Regions from separate parts of the Homo sapiens genome. Here region 1 is linked to region 2. A link is a loop called in an ENCODE intact Hi-C map of the cell type or tissue named here. Cell type or tissue: Caco-2. All regions are shown on one strand.

Region 1 (8,000 bases), 59 kb after region 2:
AGGTAATGTTGGAGTTCTTTGTGCTGTAGGGTTTCCAATGTGGGTCTTTTAACCTTTGCTTCCATTTGAAGGAAATTTTCCAGACAGATATATTCTTACTTCAATGGCATTTTTAGATGCTGTACATGATGAGCAAAGACAGTGCAGAGTGTTGAAGAAATAATTTGTGTTTCCTTGAAAACTGAATTTCATTGGTTTTTTTTAGAGTTCTCATTATTGCAACATTCTGAGTGTGTGTGTATATATATATATTTAAATTATATCTTTGTGCATGTTCTAAATGTCAAATATAACCACTAGAATATTTGGTCTAAAAGGGAGAACAGAACTTGAACTTAGTCATTCCTAAATTCATATCTTTAAGCTGGTTTTATATCATTTTGATTCCAGAAATATTCACTTGTTTAGATTTTTTAATGTTCCTTTCAGGTAATGTTCAATATGTGCAAAAATCTGAGTAGCTAATCAGTAATTACTACTTTGTAAAATTGAACTAAGTTGGGTTTTTCAACATGTAAATCAGCCTTCTTTAGGATATAGTAATCAAAGCAGTTCTATGATGCTTGTTACAAACCAATTGCTAAAATGAATAACTAAGACTAAAGGCCTTTTTTCTTGTTGGTTAAAGTTAAAACTGACTAGCTCTGGAAATGTAACTTTTACTTTCCCTGTTTTTATAGTAACGCTTCATTAAGATGTCAAGTCAAAATATTTTTTTCTTTCTCTTTCTGTTTTGATATTTCATCTGAGAACCAATATTTCAAAAATGTAGTGATTTAGTATAAATTCCTTAGTTCCAGTCAGATAAATAAACCTTACCAGATTCTGTGAACTGATTTATTGATAGGACTCTGAGGGACCACAAGCATTTTTGAGAATGTTTGAAACATTTCTGAATTCTGAATTTTATTGAAGTTTTATCCCAAGAGAGAAGTAGAGTGAGAGGAAAACCTCTTTCCACAAATTTGGACATCGTAACAAAGCTTTAACTTTCTTTTTTTAAAGGTCATACAGGTATTTAAAAAAAAAAAAGACAAGTAGTTATACAAACACTTTGGTCACCAGTGAACTGATAATAGGAGCAATCTTTTGTGTAGCAAATTTTCTATGTTGTGTAGTAATGCAATTCAAGACTGGTATAAATATTTGAAATAGGAAATCCCTAAACTTATTTTCATACAGTGATTTTGACTTTTTTTGCAATCAAGTTTATATCTCTTTCTGTTAAAGAAAAAAATTAAGAAATACTTTTTGTGAAAAAAGGAACAACAGAAACTGGGGCTTACTTGAGGAGGGAGAGGAACAGAAAAAACATCTACTGTGTACTAGGCTTAGCACCTGGATGATGAACTAATCTGTACAACAGACCCCTATGACACAAATTTACCTCCAGAACCAGGCTGCACATGTCCCCCTGAAAAATAAAAATTAAAAAAGAAAAGACAAGAAAGACTTTGTGTAAAAAGACAAGAAAGACTTTGTGTAAATACACCTCTTTTTAAAATTACCCCTGACTTAAGAAAGAAGTTTTTCACATTCTTAATGTGTGTATGTGTGTGTGTGTATGTGTATGCATATATATATATGTGTGTGTATATATATATAATATGTTAATTTTCATAGATCCAAACAGTTTCTCTCTGCTTTTCTCAAACCTAATTATTTTCTCTCCTAAAAGGACGGTGACTGGAAAGATCGCATAGGTCACGAGGATCTTCCTATGACCTATGATGAGAAAGAGGTTAGAGGTAGACTGGCTGCTGGAAAAGAGAAGCCAAGATCCCAGCAATGAGCCCTTTCCTCTGCTTCTCATGGAGTTCTTACTGGTCCCCAGGTTAACCTAGGGAGTTGATACAGTGCCCTTTCCCAAGCAGAACATCTGGTTTACTGCCCCTTGCCCAGTGGTTATATGTGTGCCAGGTTTGAGGATCCTGCAAATTGCTCGTAATGGAGGTAAATGGCTTGTGCCATGAGAAACCAAACTGTGATTACTAGGGAAGATTTCTTAAGTTACCCAGTTTGGAATTTATTTTGTTTTATTGTATTGGATTCCATATTAATAGAGGTGCTTGGAGGACCAGTTAAGGAGCATAAGAAAGGCTGGTTTTGGCAAGCAGAGGACAAATCCATCCTCTCTTCCTTGAGGGAAAGTTCGCCTCTCCATTGCCATCCCTACATTGCCTTTCCTATCTGCCATGTGCAAATTAGGGAGACTGAGGCAACAAAGTTATATATAACACTAGAAAACTGAGATTTCAGAGGGGAAACAAAGTTAAAGCCCAAAGAGTAAAATACTAAAGGGAAATTTAAAATAAATGCTAGCAATAAGTTAGTAAAAGTAGAAAAGGGGACTAAACATTCAAAATTACATCACCTCAGGGAAACTAAGTTAAGAACAACTCAAATGATTTACAAACCAAGATTTAAAAAGGAAGAAGAAGAGAAATAGTGAGACAAGAGAAGATAATCTGAACACTCCAGAAAGAATGAAAGAAACTGGTGGCACAAATTCAAAATGAAGTACCACTTAAACAAGAAACAGCAGTGAAACCAACTAACCTTTAATACATTAGTCTTGTAAAGAAATGTGCATGGGGAAAAGGAGAAAGCAGGACACATTTTTAAAGTGGTCCTCTGAAATGAGGCAGCTTCCACAGCTGGAGGCTCCTTGGAGACCTATAAGGCAGAGAGAGAGAGCTGAGCTGTAGAGGGTAGGAGATGACTCTCTGGGGCCTCCTGTCAATGGCTTCTGTCCCCCAGCTCCCGCTAGGATACCTGAAAGGGCAAGGAGATGTGCCCTTTGGTAAATAGCAATCCATCAAGCTGCAAGCTGGTAGCTTCCCCTGGCTGGCTTTCCACAGGCATGAAAGCTTCTGTGGCCATCTCCATTTCTTTGTGAAAGTCCTGTCTGAGGAAAGGGATCCCATTCAGCCTGGTGTTCTTCAGGCATGTGGTCAAGGCAAGGCGCCTGGCTAATCAGCCCATCAGCTAATCAACTATTTTATAATTTTATATTTTAATGCAGCTATTTAATCCAATGTTGATATTTTATAATCAGTTACTTTTAACTTAAAAATAGTGAGTTTTCTAAATTTTAGAAAAGCTTTATTTTGAAAAGGTTTGCTATTTTGGTTGCCGACGGAGTGATTTTGTTCTAATTGTACCTGACCTCACCTGATTAAGACTACCCACTTGCCCTCACTCTTTCTTCCTCCACCATGGCCTTCTCCCTTTCTTTTTCTCTCCAGCTTACCTCACAGGGCCTACGTTAGAGTAACACTTCCATTGCCCACAAATTTGGGGGAGTGAGAGAAAAAATTGCACAAAGTGCATTTGTCAGATAACTCAAATTCCAAGTGCCCAAACTGTATTTTAATCTTTTGTTGGGAATATCCTGGGATGGGGACAATGAGGGAGATCTGTACATTACATACCATTTTTGCATAGTGTGTCTGTTTACATCAGAAAAAGATTTAAGGTAGTGTTACAGTACCATCGGGTTCATATGCTCACTGTGCAGCAACAGACCAATACACTGAGTCAGCAGAGTTTGCAGCAGAGAAGGAGCTTGATAATGGCAAGGCCATCGAGCAAGGAGACAGGAAGAATCTTCAAACCTTAACTTTGTTTTCCTGAGGGGCTCTGGGTTCCTAAGGGGATCATGGAGGGTGATGGACTAGAAAATTGGGGTCATTGATTGGTTCAGGTCCGGGAGATGAAATCACCAGGATATAGAAACTGCATACTTGTATAAGTCAGATCCTTGCTGGGCCCTTCAGACCAGCTAGCTCGGGTAGTTTTATTGCTATGCAGAACCTGAAGGAGAAGCTCCTCAAAGGGAAAGCTTCTCATCTCACAGTGTCTTAGATCTTATCTATAGAACAGAAAAGGAACACAGTCTTGTGAAAAGGGCTATGTTATTCTGGAGTGATAAGCAGCAACTAGCTACAAGGAAGTGAGCCAAAGGGCAAGTGGGCTTAGTGAATGCTTCTGATTGCGCTGCAAGCCTAGTTGAATGTTTTCTTCCCTTAACTGATTTTATAAAATTTTATTGGGGATGGCTTCAGTGGCCTTCTTCATAGGGTTATTAGGATGGAAGGTCTAACAAACACAAGCACAAATTATAGGTCATAAAACCCAGTACAAATATTGGGAAAAATATCCCTGGGCAAGACATTCAAGGTCCTTTGCTTTCTGTCTCTAACCTTTCAGTTTAGCCTTAATTCCTGTATTTCTTTTCCTGTTAACCTCCAGAGACCTACACTCAAAACACATCCTGCTAGTTGGTTGGCTTTTTGCAAATAGTGAATTTGCAATTTCGTGCTCCCATGCGTTTGTGTGTGTTGTTTCTTCTGCCTTGAAGGACTTCTCAATCCCATTGTCCAGTGAAATCACACTAATTAGGACCAGCTTAAATGTCATCTTCCCCTCTATACCTTGCTTAACAGCTTCCCTGCAAATATAGAATGCATCTTTCCTCTTGCTTTTCTGGCCTGGTATTTTGCTCCTTCGACTATTTCATCACATGTTACAATATTTATATTGACTTGCATATTCATCTGCCCTTCCTGTTCCTGAATTGATAGGTTCTTGAAATGAGGAGTTGTATGCTCAGTTCTTAACACAGTGCTTGGCCTGTTACAAGTACTGAAGACGTGTCTCTTGGCTGTAGGAATTGAAGTACTTCATCTAGTTTCTCATCCAGCATTACTAAACACATTTTAATCCTTCCTCATTTATTGAGGCACAGTCAAGGCTGGGATACATAGTTCTATATCTGCTTTTAATTTTGCTCTGTTTCCTTTTAGCTCTGCTTTTTCTGTTTTAAATATATGAAGTCTTCCCTTTCTTTCCATTTTTTCTGTTAAATCAACTCTAGCCTGCAGATTCCATCATTGACCATCTTACAACCTCTATGTAATTGTAGGGAACACCGAGGAGATTTATTTTGCTTCTAGGTCTTGGACTTTGTTCTAATGCTTGGATGTTGCCAGTTGCTTGACCTCTGCGTAAAGAGGATGTACTGTCAGGGTTCTCCAGAGAAACTGAACCACTAGGCTTGTGCATGTGTACATAGATAAATAATAAGGAATTGGCTCACATGATTAGGGAAATGGAGAAGACCTAAGATCTGTAGCCAGGAAATTAGAGACCTCGAAGAGCTGACATATGATTCCAGTCCTGGTCAGATAGCCTGAGTACCAGGAGATCTGACATTGTAAAGTCCAGTGCAGAAGCCAGCAACCTGAAGACCCAAGAGGAGCTCATGTTCCAGTCCCTATCCGAAGGCTGGAAAGAAAAAAACAAACAACACCAAAATGTTCAGCTCATGCAGTCAGGCAGCAGAGACAGATTCTTTCTTACTCAGTCTTTTTATTTCTAGTCAGGCCTTCAGTGGGTTGGATGAGGCCCACCCACTTTGGGAAGGGCAGTCTGCTTTACTCAGCCTACTGACTCAAATGTTAATCTCATCCAGAAACACCCTCCTAGTACACCCAGAAATAAGGTTTAACTGAATATCTGGGCACCCTGTGGCTCAGTCAAATTAACGCGTAACATTAACCATGACAGAGGGAGTGCTCTGCATATGTATTTTGCTAGTGATGCCAAACAGTTGACTTAAGAAGGGAATTATGTCTATAGAGAGTATCATTTATTTTACAAATGATAATGAATTTACAGTCTTTTTGAGAATTTCAGAGTCTAGTCTCATTTTGTCAATGACATTTTATTCATGGAGTAAGTGTAGAGTGAAAAGAACTCTACATATTCTAGTTAAACATAGGGCAGGAGTCCAGGAGTCTCATATTAAATAATTTTAGGAGCTAAGAAAGTTAGTAAATAAGTAAAGTATGTTGGGTGTATGCCAAGCCAGAATAGTGGGAACTACAGTACATAGGACAACTCTAGAACTATTTTCAAGGTATCCCTTCCCTTCCCTCCCCTCCCCTCCCTCCCCTCCCTCCCCTCCCTCTCTTAGCCTTTGGCTAAAGTATTTTCCTTGTTTACTTATTAACTAGCCACATGTCTCTAGAAATTCACTGACTTTTTCCAGGCCTTAGTTGTTTTATTTAAATAGATGGCTTATCTACAGTCTGAAGATTCTTTCCATGCATTTTACCTGCAAGATAAGTTTGAGAGGTTATGAAATAACACCTTTGTTGATTTAAAGAGATCTACCGTGAGTTCTAAAGGAAAGTGACATGTCATCTTCTAAAGCAACTTAATTTGCTTCCCAGTAATGACATGATGAATAGGTCTATTGTTTGCAAAATTCAAGAGCAGAAATATCATAATCATAATTTTGCACCAAAAACTACTTTGTATACTCATGTGCTTCATGATGTAATGTGACCAGATTTTTTCATAATTAAGTATCAGGTCTCTACAGGTGTTGCCAAGTCTGTATCTTGCTATGTTTGCACATACTTTGCTTTCTAAAGACTTAGGAATACTTCCTGTTGTAAGGTAGGATGACTTCCAATACATATGTGTTGGTATGTGTTGATTTTTCTTGTTTAAAGGCTTTTCATAGGGTCCTGGAGCCTTCAAACTATAAATTAATGTGAGACAGCCTCTGAGGATTTATGGAGTCATTTTCCCTTTGGCTAAAGCCTTCCATGGTCACAGACCACTAGATTTAAAAAGGCAGCCAGACCTGTCCAAAGACCAACATAAATTTTCAGAGGCAGAGAAAATGGTGGCTGCTTATTAAATTAGTGAGAATATAGTATTTGGCAGCTACAAATAAATAATGTTTTCTCCCCATAAGCTAGAAGCAAGACATTGAAGCTGTGTGATTTTGGACCTACATTTGTCAAGTTTAGCTACATCAGTTGAGAATAATTTGCATGTTACATGGAGCACTTACTTGAGACTTCCGTTTAGATTTGACTAGATAAATGGGTTCACCTTTGCCAAAAAGCTCCCAGTTCTGACCACATTTAAAACATTTTTCCCCAGCACACAGAGACCGAACATGAGCATTAAAACAAAAAAAGGAACCTATTGTTCCAGCAGACTCTTCTCCAGTTCCCCAGTATTTATCTTACAGGGTTTTCTAAGTGCAATATCAGGTGTTCACCATTGGTTGTCCGCACTCACTTTCTATTTTCCCTCTTGATTCAGAGAAATTATTTGTCTTAGTCCAATAAAAATAGGGCTTTTTCTTTTGGTGATTCACTATATGAAACCATTTTCACCGACTTCCAGGGTTTGGGGAAGAAAACATGTTTATCCTTGACAGATAATGGTATTTTTCCATGTCTCACAGGACCCTTCCCAAGTCTTTTTTTTCCTATACAAACAAAATAAATTATAGGACTAGAGACTTTATGAACTAAAGTTGATGAACTGTACTGGTTTTCTAGAGTACTTTCTGAGAAAATGCTGTGTAGAATTTCCAGTCATGAAACTTGCATGAAAGGATACCACAGAATGGCAGGCATCTTTACTTCCTCATACTCAGAGATGTTTTTATGAGATAAAACTATTGAAAACAGATTACATTTGGAGATATATTTCCATAGCAGACTATTCTGTGTTTCTATGGAAATGGGACTTATTTCTCTTAACCCCAATATCAATATCGCATGGGTAGAAACTCTAGGTACAAAATGTAGGATGGATATTATGTTCTAATTGGTATCTTTTTTTCTCCTCTTTCAGTTAAACCAGTATCTTTGTCTTTGTCTTCCTTTCTTTTTCTCTTTCTTTCTTTCTTCTTTTTTTTGAGACAGGGTCTCTCTCTGTCATCCAGGCTAGAGTCCAGTGGCACAAACACAGCTTACTGCAGCCTTGACCTCCTAGGCTCAAGTGATCCTCCTGCCTCAGCCTCCCAAGTAGCTGGGACCACAGGAGCATACCACCACACCTGGCTAATTTTTTTTTAAATTTCCTGTAGAGATGGGGTCTTACCATGTTGCCCAGGCTAGTCTCAAACTCCTGGGCTCAAGCCGCCCTCCCACCTCAGCCTCCTGAAGTGCTGGGATTACAAGCAT
Region 2 (8,000 bases):
TAAACTGACTTTTGCTACCTTTGGAATACAATCACTGGAGTTGATTTTAATTTCTAAACTGGATATAACAAGAAAAGCAATTTTCTAAATTCCCCATATTTAAAAATCTGTACCATTTCTCTGTTTCCCAGAAGTACAAATCCATTGAGAAACCTTTGTTGCTGGGCAATATTTGAGGCCTATTGCATGCAGAGTTATTATCATTTAGTGTTAAATTCTTTAAATATTTTTTCTAGATTACCTCTTTTGGAGGATAATAATCAGATAATCCTTCTATAATCCTCCTAAAATTTAGCCTAATATTGGGTAATCTACAAATGCCAATAGACTGCTTTACCACTGAATTGATTTCTTTTATGGCAAGTGTCTGACTGCAAAAGCTTTATTTGTATATTGCCTCTTTTATTTACCTCCCCTCCTTCATCCTTCACAATGAATTGCTTAATGTATTGGTAATCAGACTCCTTGACAAAACATGCACTTTGAAAGCTGCAGGCTGGTTCTATGGGCTACAAACAAAGAGTCCTACTATTAGGATCTTTTCAATGTCTTTACCTTGATTTAGAACCTTGGTACTCAGAGTATAGCATGTGGACAGCAGGGCATCACCTGCAAGCTTATTAGAAATACAAAATCTTGCCCTTCCTCCTCATCACTGATTTAGATGGCTTTTCGGAGAGGTCAGGTGATTATGAATCTCTAATAAAGGTTTTAAACTACTGCAATAGAACCTCAGAGGGTTAACCTACAATACCATCAAATACCATTCAGAATGAGCTTGGCAGTCCTGGTGGAATTTGGGGATTATTCTATTCCTACTCTGCATTGCTTTACTTGGAAAAAGGGGACTGGATTTTTCTATGAAAAGAATGAGCTTCCCGTGCTCCTGTAAAGACACCTTGTAGTCTATGTCTAGAAAGCATTCCTTAATTTTCTTCAATCTGTTTGGAATATCATATAAATAAAAATTTGTATGTTTTCTTTGTAACTCTGGAAATGCTAGAGAAAATAAGTTTTCAAATGGTTGTTGAATCACCATGGTTGTCATAATTACTTACCCAATAAATAGTGGAAATCATCATCGACACCATCCTTTTATTTTCCTTTTCCTCATCGTTTTCTCCTCATCACTATCCTAACAGTTAGTCTCTGTCATTGTGTTAATATTTTATTTTTCAAAGTACTGTTGAGACCTAAATTGTTGCTGATTGTTTCATTTTTGATCAGTTATGTGTTCTGTATTCAGATGCATTAACTATATTTTCTTTTTTTATTTTATGTGTATGTATATATATATTATATATATATAATATATATATATATAAAATATATATATATATATATATATTTTTTTTTTTGAGACAGAGTCTCACTCTGTCTCTGAGGCTAGAGTGCAGTGGCCCAATCTCGCTCGCTGCAACCTCTGCCTCCCGGGTTCAAGCAATTCTCCTGCCTCAGCCTCACAAATAGCTGGGACTACAGGTGTCCGCCACCACGCCCAGCTAATTTTTATTTTTAGTAGAGACAGGGTTTCACCATATTGGCCAGGCTGGTCTCGAACTCCTAACCTTGTGATCCGCCCACCTTGGCCTCCCAAAGTGCTGGGATTACACACATGAGCCACCGCACCTGGCCTATATATATTTTTTGAGACGGAGTTTTGCTCTGTCACCCAGGCTGGAGTGCAGTGGTGCAAGCTCGGCTCACTGCAACCTCCACCTCTCGGTTCAAGCAATTCTCTGCCTCAGCCTCCCAAGTCACTGGGATTACAGGTGCGTGCCACCATGCCCAGCTAATTTTTTGTGTTTTTAGTAGAGACGGGGTTTTACTATCTTGGTCAGGCTGATCTTGAACTCCTGACCTGGTGATCCACCCGCCTTGGCCTCCCAAAGTGTTGGGATTACAGGTGTGAGCCACCGCACCTGGCCACTCTATTTTCTTTATGGGAATAAATACAAGATAATAGCTAAATATTTCATCTTTTTCTAGGATTAAAGTGAGGCTTCTTCACCTTAGGGAGTAGCAGAAAGATGATATCTGAGAGCCCACATAAACCTAGAAAACCATTGTAAATGATATTGTCGCCAGTGAGAGAAGAGCCAATGGGGTGAAAATATTAATAGATTATGTCTACAAATTTGAAATGTTACCATTGAAATAAATGAATCAGGCTCACTTGACTAAGAAAAAAGGAAAAGCTTTATAATTTGAATGCTTTCAAATAGAATAGTGTGTTTATAATCAATAGCATGTTTTCTTTTTAAAATTTCCTATATTTTATTTGAAGTCATCATGAAATGTAAATGGAATAGAAAATTTCCTTTTGGAAATAGCAGAATGTTCTCTTTTTTTCAACTTTTGAGTTCTGAGGTACGTGTACAGGATGTGCAGGTTTGTTACATAGGTAAATGTGTGCCCTGTTGGTTTGCTGCACAGATCAACCCATCACCCAGATATTAGGCCCAGCATCCATTGGCTATTCTCTCTGATGCTCTCCCTCCCCCTGGCCCCAGCAACAGGCCCCAGTGTGTGTTGTTCCCCTCTATGCATCCATGTGTTCTCATCATTCAGCTCCCACTTGTAAGTGAGAACATGTGATGTTTGGTTTTCTGTTCCTGCATCAATTTCTTAGGTTGCTAGCCACCTAGTTTGCTGAGGATAACGGCTTGTGGTCCATCCATGTCCCTACAGAGGACATTATCTCATTCCTTTTTATGGCTGCATAGTATTCCATGGTATATATGTACCATATTTTCTTTATCCAGTCTATTGATGAGCATTTGAGTTGATTCCATGTCTTTGCTATTTTGAATGGTGCTGCAATAAGCATACAAATGCATGTGTCTTTATAACAGAATTATTTATAATCCTTTGGGTATATACCCAGTAATGGGATTGCTGGGTCAAATGATATTTCTGCCTCTAGCTCTTTGAAGAATCGCCACACTGTCTTCCACAATGGTTGAACTAATTTACACTCCCATCAATGGCGTAAAAACATTCCTTTTGCTCTGCAACCTTGCCAGCATCTGTTGTTTCTTGACTTTTTAATAATCACCATTCTGACTGGCATGAGATGGTATCTCATTGTGGTTTTTATTTGCATTTCTGTAATGATCAGTGATGTTGAGCTTTTTTCATCTATTTGTTGGCCTCATGTATATCTTCTTTTGAAAAGTGTCTATTCATGTCCTTTGCCCACTTTTTAATGGGGTTGTTTTTTTCTTGTAAATTTGTTTAAGTTCCTCGTAGACTCTGGATATGAGATCTTTGTCAGATGGATAGGTTGCAAAAATGTTTTCCCATTCTGTAGGTTGTCTGTTCATTAGCAGAGTGTTCTTTATAAAAATAAGACAAATTGTATGTCATTTTTTAAGAGAGAACTAATATTAAATACCATTTATTCTAATCATGGCACATGTTTTGCTTCTTCTTCATGAAACTCCTGTGAGGCAGATTGTGTTATTTATATTTTAAAGATAAGAAGATAGACTCATTGATAAATGGAAACTTTATTCAAGATCTGTGCTTATTATACTTAGATATTGACTGTTAAAAAGGACATATAGATTGGAAACAATTTGTTGAGCCTGATTAGTTATTATACAGAATATATTTTAATGTGTTTAGGTATCTAGTTGGGGGCCTATATGTCCAGTTTCAAAGTTAAATGGTGATAACCCTGAATATTTGTGAACTCTAGTTTTATATCCTCAGTAGAGCTTCACATATTTTATAGTTGCTCAAGAAACATGTGTGGAATACATGCTGAATGAGCCACACACTCCTCCAACCGCCTGAGAAGGGGGAAGAGCTTCTCAGCACAATGGTCACCACAAGGTGGGCCACTTCTCCCACTTTTCTTTTTCTAAGTGGCATCAGCATGTATTTGGTCACCTGCAGAGAATAGCTGAATTGCAAACTCAGTTTCCCATCGTTATTTTCTGTTCACAATTTTGGGGCTTAATGATCTTTCAGACTATTTGAACATGTTCAATTTTGTTTACAAAACCCACAAAGCATTTTTCAAGCTGAGTCAACTATCAAAGAAGAAAAGACTCGGTCATCTAGTGGATCTTCTCTGGGTGGATTGGTTCCATCTACCGAATGGGATATGAGGAGGCAAACCTTACCCTCCCATTTCTCCATAAACCAGAGTCGAAAATTAGGTTGTGTGTTTCCAGTCTATTTTTATGAGTTCCCATCATAAGTCACACCATCCATCATAGCATAAGCATTTGACCCTCATTATGAGACATCAAGAAAGCTGTCACCATTGCCCTAGCACCAGTGTCTCCAGTAAATATTGGAAATGTTAGGAGATCTCATTTAGTAAATTCCTGAGTGTTGCCTGCCAGCGCATTGGGTCTTAGTGTTTTATGAATTATTCTTTAGTCTATGTACTTTTATCACACTTGACAGTTATCATAAATGGTCTTTAGGCTGAATACTAGTTTTTAACAAAGGAAAATACTCAACATTATTAAGAAGGACCTGCCTGGATCTGCTATAGGGATGCAGAATATAGAAATTAAAAATATTTGAGATCGATGTCTGTGCAACATATGAAATCATGTAAACAGATACAATCAATAATTTCTCTTCAGTTCTAACAGAGCCCCATAAAAACGATTTGGTTCAGTTTGGGCTACCTGGGATGGCTAAAAAATAAAAATGTTTTCTGTAGACTTAGAACCAATCTGGAGATGAGGACACTTAAAAGTTCTTGTCTTCTGAGGGATTGTCAGACAGGTGGTGTGTTTAACATCAGGGTGTCATACAAAGGCATTTTCTTAGATGGGCTTTAGCCTAATGACCATGACTGCCTAACAGTCACTACTGGTATCTGGCAGGCAATTGAGGTATTTTTCAAAGGCCCACAGGGTATGTATCATTATACTGAGTGTTTTATGCAGAAAACCCTTTGAGGCATTTTTTTAAATCAGTTTTTTTTAATCAGCTTTTAGTTCCATCTGTTCAAGAATAGGTAAACTGAATCTCTTTGGTTCCTTTGTTTTTTATTTAGGGAAGTTATCTGTTCAATTGAGATGAATGGTAATGGGATTATATTACTGTAATTCATTTATTAAAGGAGTATTAGAATCCATAGTAGTATGTTTCCATCTCAGAACCCACAAATTACCAATTAAACACAATCTTCCAAAACAATGTGATTATTTTCATTTAAGCCTATTTTGGAAGCTGAGTCACTTGCCACCTGCATATATCTTTGTTTAAAAAGCATTAGTGGAATATTACTGAAGCCGAAGCCATTACTTGGTTGTGATTTACACAGGGAAATGGTGATAGCTGTTCATCCAGACTGCAGCCCAGTCACTTTCGAGATAGCCTGTCTGCATGTTGGCTAGTTGTAGCAAGTTTTAAAAGCAAAACACTCAAATTATACCACGTTGAAAACATGAAGAGGTGTTTTTATTTTTTAAAAAGAACGAAGAGATGGCAAACTAACCTATAAATTAAAAGAAGCCCAAACTGCTGTAGATGAGGATGCTGCTTTCTTTGATTTAACAGTATTAACAGAGCACTATTCTATATGCAGCGCCATTTCATACCCTTTGGGTATTTTAGCAATTTGAAATCACATCCCTTCCCTCAAGCAGAATGCAAGGTAACTGGAGACATAAAATGAGCACACATGTAAAACCAAATAGCGATACAAGGCAACCCTACCAGAGGCATACGACCAGACAGTGCATGGTGCAATGCCAGAAGTTGACACTGTCATTGGGTGCTGTGGATTTATGGCAAAGGGCTCACTATGGATTTGAGAAGCCAGAAAAGTCCTTAGAGAGGAGGTGAAATTTGAGCTGATTCTTGAGGAATGTATGAGAACTGTTAAGACCCCAGCATTCCAACTGGGAGGGATCATTGGTGAAGTGTCAAGATGTCCATGGCAGGGGTGCAGGAGAGAGGTGAGCAGCAGGAGAATAATGAGGGGGCTGAGATCAGAAGAGTGGAAGTAGAATGGCAGGCAAGGCACAAGCACCAGTTTTGCAGGGAGGAGAGAAGGGTAGAGGTATTGAAAAACCTATGCTTTTCTAGAAATCTATGTGGAAATAGCTACTAAACATTTGTGGATGTGTATTGAGATTTATCAACAATAAGGCTGAGGATACCAGGCTTGAAGTGTTCCCAACAGAGAATATTGGGTGGCAAGTGACAGTGATGCAGAGTAAGATATGCAGTAGACCAAGATCTGGCAGAGAAGACAAGAGAGCAAACAGAGGAGAAAGGGAGAGAGGGAGGGAACTGTGTTGCACAAGCCAAAGGAACAGATGAGGCCTTGAAGTTGACATCAAATGGGACATAAATGTGTTAGAAGGTGTGAAGAGTGACTCATCCCTATAATCCTGGTACTTTGGGAGGCCAAGCCAGGCAGATCTCTTGAGCTCAGGAATTTGAGACCAGTCTTGGCAACATGGTGAAACCCCATCTGTACAAAAATACAATAATTAGATGGATGTGGTTGTGTGCTTCTGTAGTTCCAGCTACTCGGGAGGCTCAGGTGGGAGGATCATTTGAACCTGGGAGGTCAAGGCTGCTAGTAACCAAGATTGTGCCACTGTACTCCAGCCTGGGCAACAGAATGAGACCCTGTCTCAAAAAAAAAAAAAAAAAAAATGTATGGAGGGACCAAGATGAGGAGGCCTGAGAAAAGTTCATTTTCATGACAGTAGAAATCTCTTGAGAATCCAATAAAATGGTAAGAAAAACAAACAAAAGATAGGATAGGAGAGACTAACTAGGTATTTTATGAAACATAAGGCTGGTAAATTGTATATAAGCTAAAGAATTATAGATGAAACTTTTGATAATAGACTGTTTATCCCTAGATAACCAAGGCCAGATGAGGAATATTATGTGCAGTGCCAGGGTGAGATAAGTAGAGAGATAAGTAGAGGTGCTATTGCTGGACTCCCAGAGCTCAATGCCTTATGCTTCTGGTGTTGTTCTCTCATTGTGGGGAAACTGAGTAAGCCGTGCGTCTTTTTCATTTTGCCTCCCAGTTACTCTAGATTGGTTTTCTAGATCCATTAACTCTTAAGGGTCATTCCAGTCCAGCTCTGAGCACATCAAATCTATTGCTTCTCATCCTTTACACCAATAAGCTTGACTCCTTCTAAAGGTCTTCTCTGCTCTTCATGATCTCGATTCTTCCTGCATTCCTAAGAATGAAAGACACAAATAGCTTTTATAGAGAATGCCCTGTGATAGATAAAGCAGTTGTCTCTCTACTATATATAAAAGGGATGCTGATATTTGCCATCTTCCTCAATGAGCAGGACCAGTTACATTTGCAGGGCCCAATGCAAAATGGAATGTGGACCCATTATTCTCAATTTATTAAGAATGAAGCCAACAACAACAGAACAATAAACCAAACAAAGTAGGGGGTCCTCTTTGTGCATTACCCATGAAGCCAGCCCTGGCTCCAGAACTGTTCAAGTCCAGCTAGATGGCAGTGCCATTCTGCCATTATAAGAAGCAGCATGATCTAAAGGAATATTACAGATGTTTAAACAAAAAATTGAATATGTGCTGAGTAAAATTCATTTATGATGTTAAATGATTTCCAACAGTCAGCAGGCATGGCTGTGTATACCTCTGATAGTCATTCACAGTGTCAAACTACTTAGGCTTACTTTTTACATCCAGTTCACCACTGAACCTTCAACTGATTCAAGGCTGGTGAAGAGAAAACTGAAGATGTTAGGACTCTTCCAGAGTAACATACGGAAAGTTTCTTTTCCGTGAAATAACAAACTGGTTTTCTAATAGCTGTATTCTTTCCAACTGGAAGCATTCTAATCAGTTACCCAGAATTGCTGATTCTAAATCCATCTGAATTATATAATGTGTTTCTCCTTCTATAGAAAGAGGTATACAGTGTTTTTTTCTGGAAAGTTAATTTTACTTTTGGCATATGTTCTCTGGGACTATCGGTTTTATTGCAACTGGATGCAGAATTTACCATGTCT

The links. Peaks named below come from ENCODE experiments on the same cell type or tissue, not always from the same donor. Only the 100,000 strongest peaks of a DNase experiment are listed, where the experiment ranks them.
Region 1: it touches region 2 in a loop (3-fold over the local background); 4 of 110 quality-filtered maps call a loop at or near these places.

Annotation. Positions count from the first base shown.
Region 1 is chr2:204,941,604-204,949,603 of GRCh38, forward strand. The region is part of intron 2 of PARD3B (par-3 family cell polarity regulator beta); the gene reads left to right. Among named protein-coding and RNA genes, the nearest start is that of PARD3B, 400 kb to the left of the region's middle. In Caco-2, no CTCF peak of the experiment used is centred here; a DNase peak (open chromatin) is centred at 3,958.
Region 2 is chr2:204,882,109-204,890,108 of GRCh38, forward strand. All of the region lies in intron 2 of PARD3B (par-3 family cell polarity regulator beta), which reads left to right. Among named protein-coding and RNA genes, the nearest start is that of PARD3B, 340 kb to the left of the region's middle. In Caco-2, a CTCF peak has its summit at 3,852; no DNase peak of the experiment used is centred here.